Regions from separate parts of the Homo sapiens genome. Here region 2 is linked to region 1. The links are chromatin contacts, found by Hi-C or POLR2A ChIA-PET in ENCODE. All regions are on one chromosome and are shown on one strand. The core of a region is the stretch at or near the end of the contact, and the rest is flanking DNA. Distances in the headings are between cores, read along the strand shown. Region 1 holds the start of SF3A3 (splicing factor 3a subunit 3). Region 2 overlaps MIR3659HG (MIR3659 host gene).

Region 1 (2,602 bases), core at 49-2,548:
ACTGTATAGATATACCACACTTTATCCATTTGCCAGTTAATGGACTCTTGGGCTGCATCCAGTTTTTGTCTATTATGAATAATGCCGCTGTGAACATATGAACACATGGACATGTTTGCATTTCTCTACCTACAAGTGGAGATATATAGACAGAATTTTTTTTAAGGCTGTATGTCATTTCACAGCTGGTCTTCCACTGCTTGGATGCACAGTATTTTATTTTATTTTATTTTACTTTTTTTTGAGACGGAGTCTCTCTCTGTCGCCCAAGCTGGAATGCAGTGGCATGATCTCAGCTCACTGCAACCTCTGCCTCCTGGGTTCAAGTGATTCTCCTGCCTCAGCCTCCCGAGTAGCTGTGACTACAGGCGCGCGCCACCATGCCCGGCTAATTTTTTGCAGTTTTAGTAGAGACGGGGTTTCACCGTGTTAGACAGGATGGTCTCAATCTCCTGATCTCGTTGGATGCACAGTATTTTATTTAACATATTCGCTGCCGATAGACAAGTCGTTTCTACACGTGAATTTCTTTTTTTTTTTTTTTTTTGAGACTGAGTCTCATTCTGTCGCCCAGGCTGGAGTGCAGTGGCACGATCTCAGCTGACGGCAACCTCTGCTTCCCGGGTTCAAGCGATTCTCCTGCCTCAGCCTCCGGAGTAGCTGGGACTACAGGCGCCTGCCATCACGCCCGGCTAATTTTTGTTTGTTTGTTTTTAGTAGAGACGGGGTTTCACCATGTTAGCCAGCCTGGTCGTCTCGAACCTCTGACCTCAAGTGATCCGCCCGCCTCGGCCTCCCAAAGTGTTGGGATTACAGGCGTGAGCTACCGCGCCCGGCCTCACATGTGAATTTTTTTAAAAACACCACCAGCAAAACCCCACTATTCCCATTTTCCTGAGAAAGACGCTGAGGTCCAGAGAAAGAGAAAACGTTCTCATAATTTATGCTGAAAGCTGCGTCCTCAAGTTCCGGTTTCCCAACTCCCATCCGCACTCCAACTGCTCGCGCAGTCCACACAGGATACCTGCCCGCCAAGCCGGCCCCAGCAAGCCGCAGGAAGCCGTCCGCTGAACCTCAGGTTCTTGGGTTTTCCTATGCCCCCTGGAGGCATCTGCGAACCTCTCGGCATCGCTCCACCACACCTCCCACCAGCAGGTGGCACTGTTGCCATCTCCATAACATGGACTGGCCTTCCTTGTGGTGCTCCTGTTTTCTTAAGTCCCGGGGCACTTCCGGCACTCGCGGAACTTTGGTGCAGCCTGATGCGCAACGTGGGGACTCAGGCGCGCTGGGCGGCAGGAGTTGCTTCCGGCCGTGTTGGTGGTCTGAATTGAGAAGCCGCGACTAAGGGAAGATGGAGACAATACTGGAGCAGCAGCGGCGCTATCATGAGGAGAAGGAACGGCTCATGGACGTCATGGCTAAAGAGATGCTCACCAAGAAGTCCACGGTGAGTGGGGCCTGAGCAGAGGCTGCGGCAGGAGCACGAGCCTCTATCCCGTGTTTGACCTCTGAGAGCTTGCTTTGGCCCTCAGAACCTCCCTGCCTTCCTCCGGGCTCCCTCTCCGAGCTCCGGTCTTGGTAACCTCCTCCCGGGGTCCGGAGCCCCAGAGGCCTTTCTGCCTCAGCTGGTAAAAGCTGAGCGGGTAAGCTCCGCCCTCGGGCGGCCTTTTCTACTCCAGAACGCAAACTAACGGCGTTTGTGTCACCGTTTGTTTTTTCAGCTCCGGGACCAGATCAATTCTGATCACCGCACTCGGGCCATGCAAGATGTGAGTGCCCAGCTGTCTGCCTCTCTTTGGGTTGGCGAGGGCGGGAAAAGAGAGGGGAAGTGAAGTGCGGTGTCTCAGCATGAGTCCCTGGCCAAAGGTAACCGGATTGGCCAGTCGCGGGCTCTCTGCCTGGACAGATGTCCACAGGCTGCCGAACGTGAGGGTGCTTCCTCAGTTCTCTGAATGGGGAACTCTTGGGCATTCTTCATTAATCAGAAAGGTGCCCTTTTTTTTTTTCTTCTTCTTCTTCTTTTGGACGGAGTCTCGCTCTGTTGCCTAGGCTGGAGTGCAGTGGCGCGGTCTCGGCTCACTGCAACCTCCGCCTCCTGGGTTCAAGCGATTCTCCTGCCTCAGCCTCCGGAGTAGTTGGGACTACAGGCGCTCGCCACCACGCTCAGCTAATTTTTGTATTTTTAGTAGAGACGGAGTTTCTACTAAACATGTTGGTCAGGCTGGTCTCGAACTCCTGACCTCGTGATCCACCTACCTCGGCCTCCCAAAGTGCTGAGATTACAGGCTTGAGCCACCGCGGCCGGCTTACACGTGCCCATTCTTACAGCATCCTGTATCCCTTGGATGTGCAAACAATAGTTATGAAGAGTCCATGACTCAGGTGCATAGCTACAATCCTTCCCTTAAATGAAAAAAAAAATATATATATATATATACACACACACACACACACACACAACACACCCCGTATGTTAGTGTTTTTCTCCCAGGATACTACTTTAAAGCGTTTTGGACTACTAAACTGCATTTGTCTGGTAATAGTTCAGTTTATTAAAAGAAAAACAAGATGCTATTTAAACTGGGTGATGAATAAATGG
Region 2 (2,602 bases), core at 42-2,541, 120 kb before region 1:
CACGCAACGCGAACTGGAGAGGCACATTCGCACATATGCAAGCATTCCCAGACTTCCCGCGACACACACATTCACGCCCTTACACATACAGACACACACTCAGACACTTGAACATAGATGTAGGCACACAGACTCACTTAAGCTGTGCGTAAATATTTACATACACACACACAAGACGTGCTCACGCAAGCACATCCTTGCTAAGACCACATTTCCTGGCAAATTCTGGTAATTCTGACCCCTCTGCCAGAGTTCTTGGTGCCTCTTTGGGAAGAGACAAAGGAAACTAGGGACCTGTCCTTCCTAGAAAGGGAGTAATGTGTCCCCAAGGAATTGGACCCCAAACAAGGATTATTTCTTTCCCCGGAAAGCCAATGACTAGCAAATGCTCCAGTGCCTTCTGGGCTTCCACCTAGAGCTTGGAGCAGGATCTGGGTGGGCCTTGACAAACGGGAGAGCAGAGCGGGAGAAGATGTATTGGTGGGTCCCAGGCCATGAATTGCAGGAAACCATCATTGCCTGAGAATTTCCATGTTGACCTCAGAGGCCAGTGTGGAATGGGGTGGCGTGAGCTGCTGTACCTTCATCCCTGAAGGCCCCAAGAGGCCAAGCTCAAAGAAGCTCCAGACTCCCAAAGCTTCCCAGGATCTAGGGCCCAGGGGCTGGACACTGGAGCTTAGAGGCACAGGGTCAGGACCAAACTCCTCAACCACTGTTCCCATTCCCCAGCACCTCCTCCCCAGTGCCTGCATCTCAAAAGGCAAGCTAAATGGCTCTGTATTTGTAAATTAAATATAGCTGCACTTCAGCTTTCCAAAGAGCTGGGAAGGAGAGAAGGAGAAAGAAAAAGAGAGAGAGGAAGAGAAGAAAAGCTGCCGCCCTCAGGAAAGTCTGGCTGGTACAGATTGCCTGAGTCATGAATATTCATCTGGCGAATGAGGAGAGCGGGAGTTTGCATAACAGCTCCACCCACCCAACTGAAAGAAATGTCACCGCCTTTGCCAATAAAGTGCCAAAGGAAGCCGGTGGAGGCTGCCAGCCAGACGGTGCCAAACTGCTGACTTCCACTCTAAGGCGTGGAGAAAGCACATTGTTTCCGGCCCAAGGAGCCGCCACTTGGGGCTGGGGGAATGAAGCTGGCTTCTGGGAGAGAACCAAGAGGAAAAGTTTCACTTGCCACCCACAGGAAGCCTGGTGGGCAGAGCGCCTAGGCCACAGCCCTCCCTAGGGCCCCTCTGAAGACAGGCTCAAAGCTGACTCTTCCAGGGCACCCACCCTGGCCAACCACCAAGGGCCCAGGTTCCAGGCTGGCTCCAGCTGCGAGCCCCATGCTCAGGACTGCCTTAAAGAAACCTCAAGAGGATCCTCATGAGTCCCAGGTTGTTACTAGGGACCAGGAAGCAAGGGGACAAACCAGATGTCACTTTGGGGCCTGGAAGTTTTCCTTGGCCCCATTTTGCAGAAGGGATCACCAACTGCAGGGTCATACACACTTCCAAGGCCCAATCCTACTATCTCTTATTCCAAGACATCTTCCCAGATTCCCTGTCACCAAGACAGAGTCAGTCTCTGTGTCCTCTGCACACCCCAGTCCTGATAGCTTCCTTTGATCCCAGCCCTTTCTGGCCCATGACTGCTTCCTCCCCTGACCTGTGAGCTTAGAGAGTGGGCTCTTCCTGATTGATCGGCCTCAGTGCCCCAGCCCAACATGAGATTCAGAGAAAGCACCTTGAGCAATTCGTTGAGCAGAGTCGATTCTTCCATGCGTTCCCCTCCCCATGCCTGTACCTGGCTCTGGATCTGTCCTTTCTTGGAATCGTGCTTGTCAAGTCCCTGGGAGGAGAGGCATTCCATCCCGGCAGCTCACTTTGGGCCCACTGAGATCAGGACTGAAGCCGAGCAGCTGGCCTCCCATCCTCAGCACCCTACTCCCCATGAAGAGCACGGACAGGCTCCAGCTCCCGTGGCACCCCATCCTCATGGCGGCACCCATTAGGTGGTGTCACAAATGCGCCTGCCTGCCCGCCAGCCTTCCACAGCTGGCTCCCTCCAGTAATTACCTAAATGAATGGGAGAAGCAGAGCTGAAGAGAAGACGTTCTCTTAGTACAGAAAAGCAATTAGGGCTGTGGGCGTCTCCAGCTGCTGCTCCTGTTATGTAAAGTTTGGGATGTGTATTTGGGACTTAATGAGGATATTCGTGTGTTCACATCTTACCTTCGCAGACTGCTCATTTCAAGCATTCCAAGTCCGCCTGGCTGCCGTACACAGCAATACAAGCTAGGCCACAGGTTCTGAGGGAGGAGTACCACTATGGGGCAGCCAAGGAGCCCCTCTTCCAGGACTCATGGAACCACAGAAATCTATGATGACAACCCCTTAGAACCTGGCTTCCTTCTGCAGGATTCCTGCTAAGTCCACATTCTGCTTGAGGCCTCTGGGAACTCAAATTCCTCTACCACCTCCTTCATGGGTTAAACATCTGCAATTGCTTTCAAAGTTCTTCCTTGAACTGAGCCAAAATTTGCCTCTTTGCAACATTCTTACATTTGCCCAAACAATTCTGTATGTCTGGGACCACACAGGATGCGCTGCTCCCTCTG

What was found. Hi-C counts contacts between places; a loop is a spot of excess contacts on that map. ChIA-PET counts read pairs that join two places held with the same protein, here RNA polymerase II (POLR2A).
Region 2: a map of aorta shows a loop between it and region 1 (4-fold over the local background). The contact joins the enhancer-like site here to the promoter of SF3A3 in region 1. A Hi-C loop is called at or near these places in 1 of 168 maps with a recorded cell type or tissue (aorta). POLR2A ChIA-PET finds 5 or more read pairs at or near these places in 2 of 52 experiments (activated B cell and naive thymus-derived CD4-positive, alpha-beta T cell).

Annotation. Positions count from the first base shown.
Region 1 is chr1:37,988,718-37,991,319 of GRCh38, reverse strand. It overlaps SF3A3 (splicing factor 3a subunit 3), which reads left to right and starts at 1,298. Exons shown (of 17, transcript NM_006802.4): 1 at 1,298-1,450; 2 at 1,725-1,772. The coding sequence starts at 1,355. RefSeq lists enhancers at 140-685, 1,077-1,246, 1,947-2,046.
Region 2 is chr1:38,112,873-38,115,474 of GRCh38, reverse strand. All of the region lies in intron 4 of MIR3659HG (MIR3659 host gene), which reads right to left. Among named protein-coding and RNA genes, the nearest start is that of MIR3659, 25 kb to the right of the region's middle. RefSeq lists an enhancer at 637-1,502. Within about 2 kb of position 1,291, at least 3 of the 41 ENCODE cell types and tissues checked have a DNase peak (open chromatin) inside an H3K27ac peak, as active enhancers do.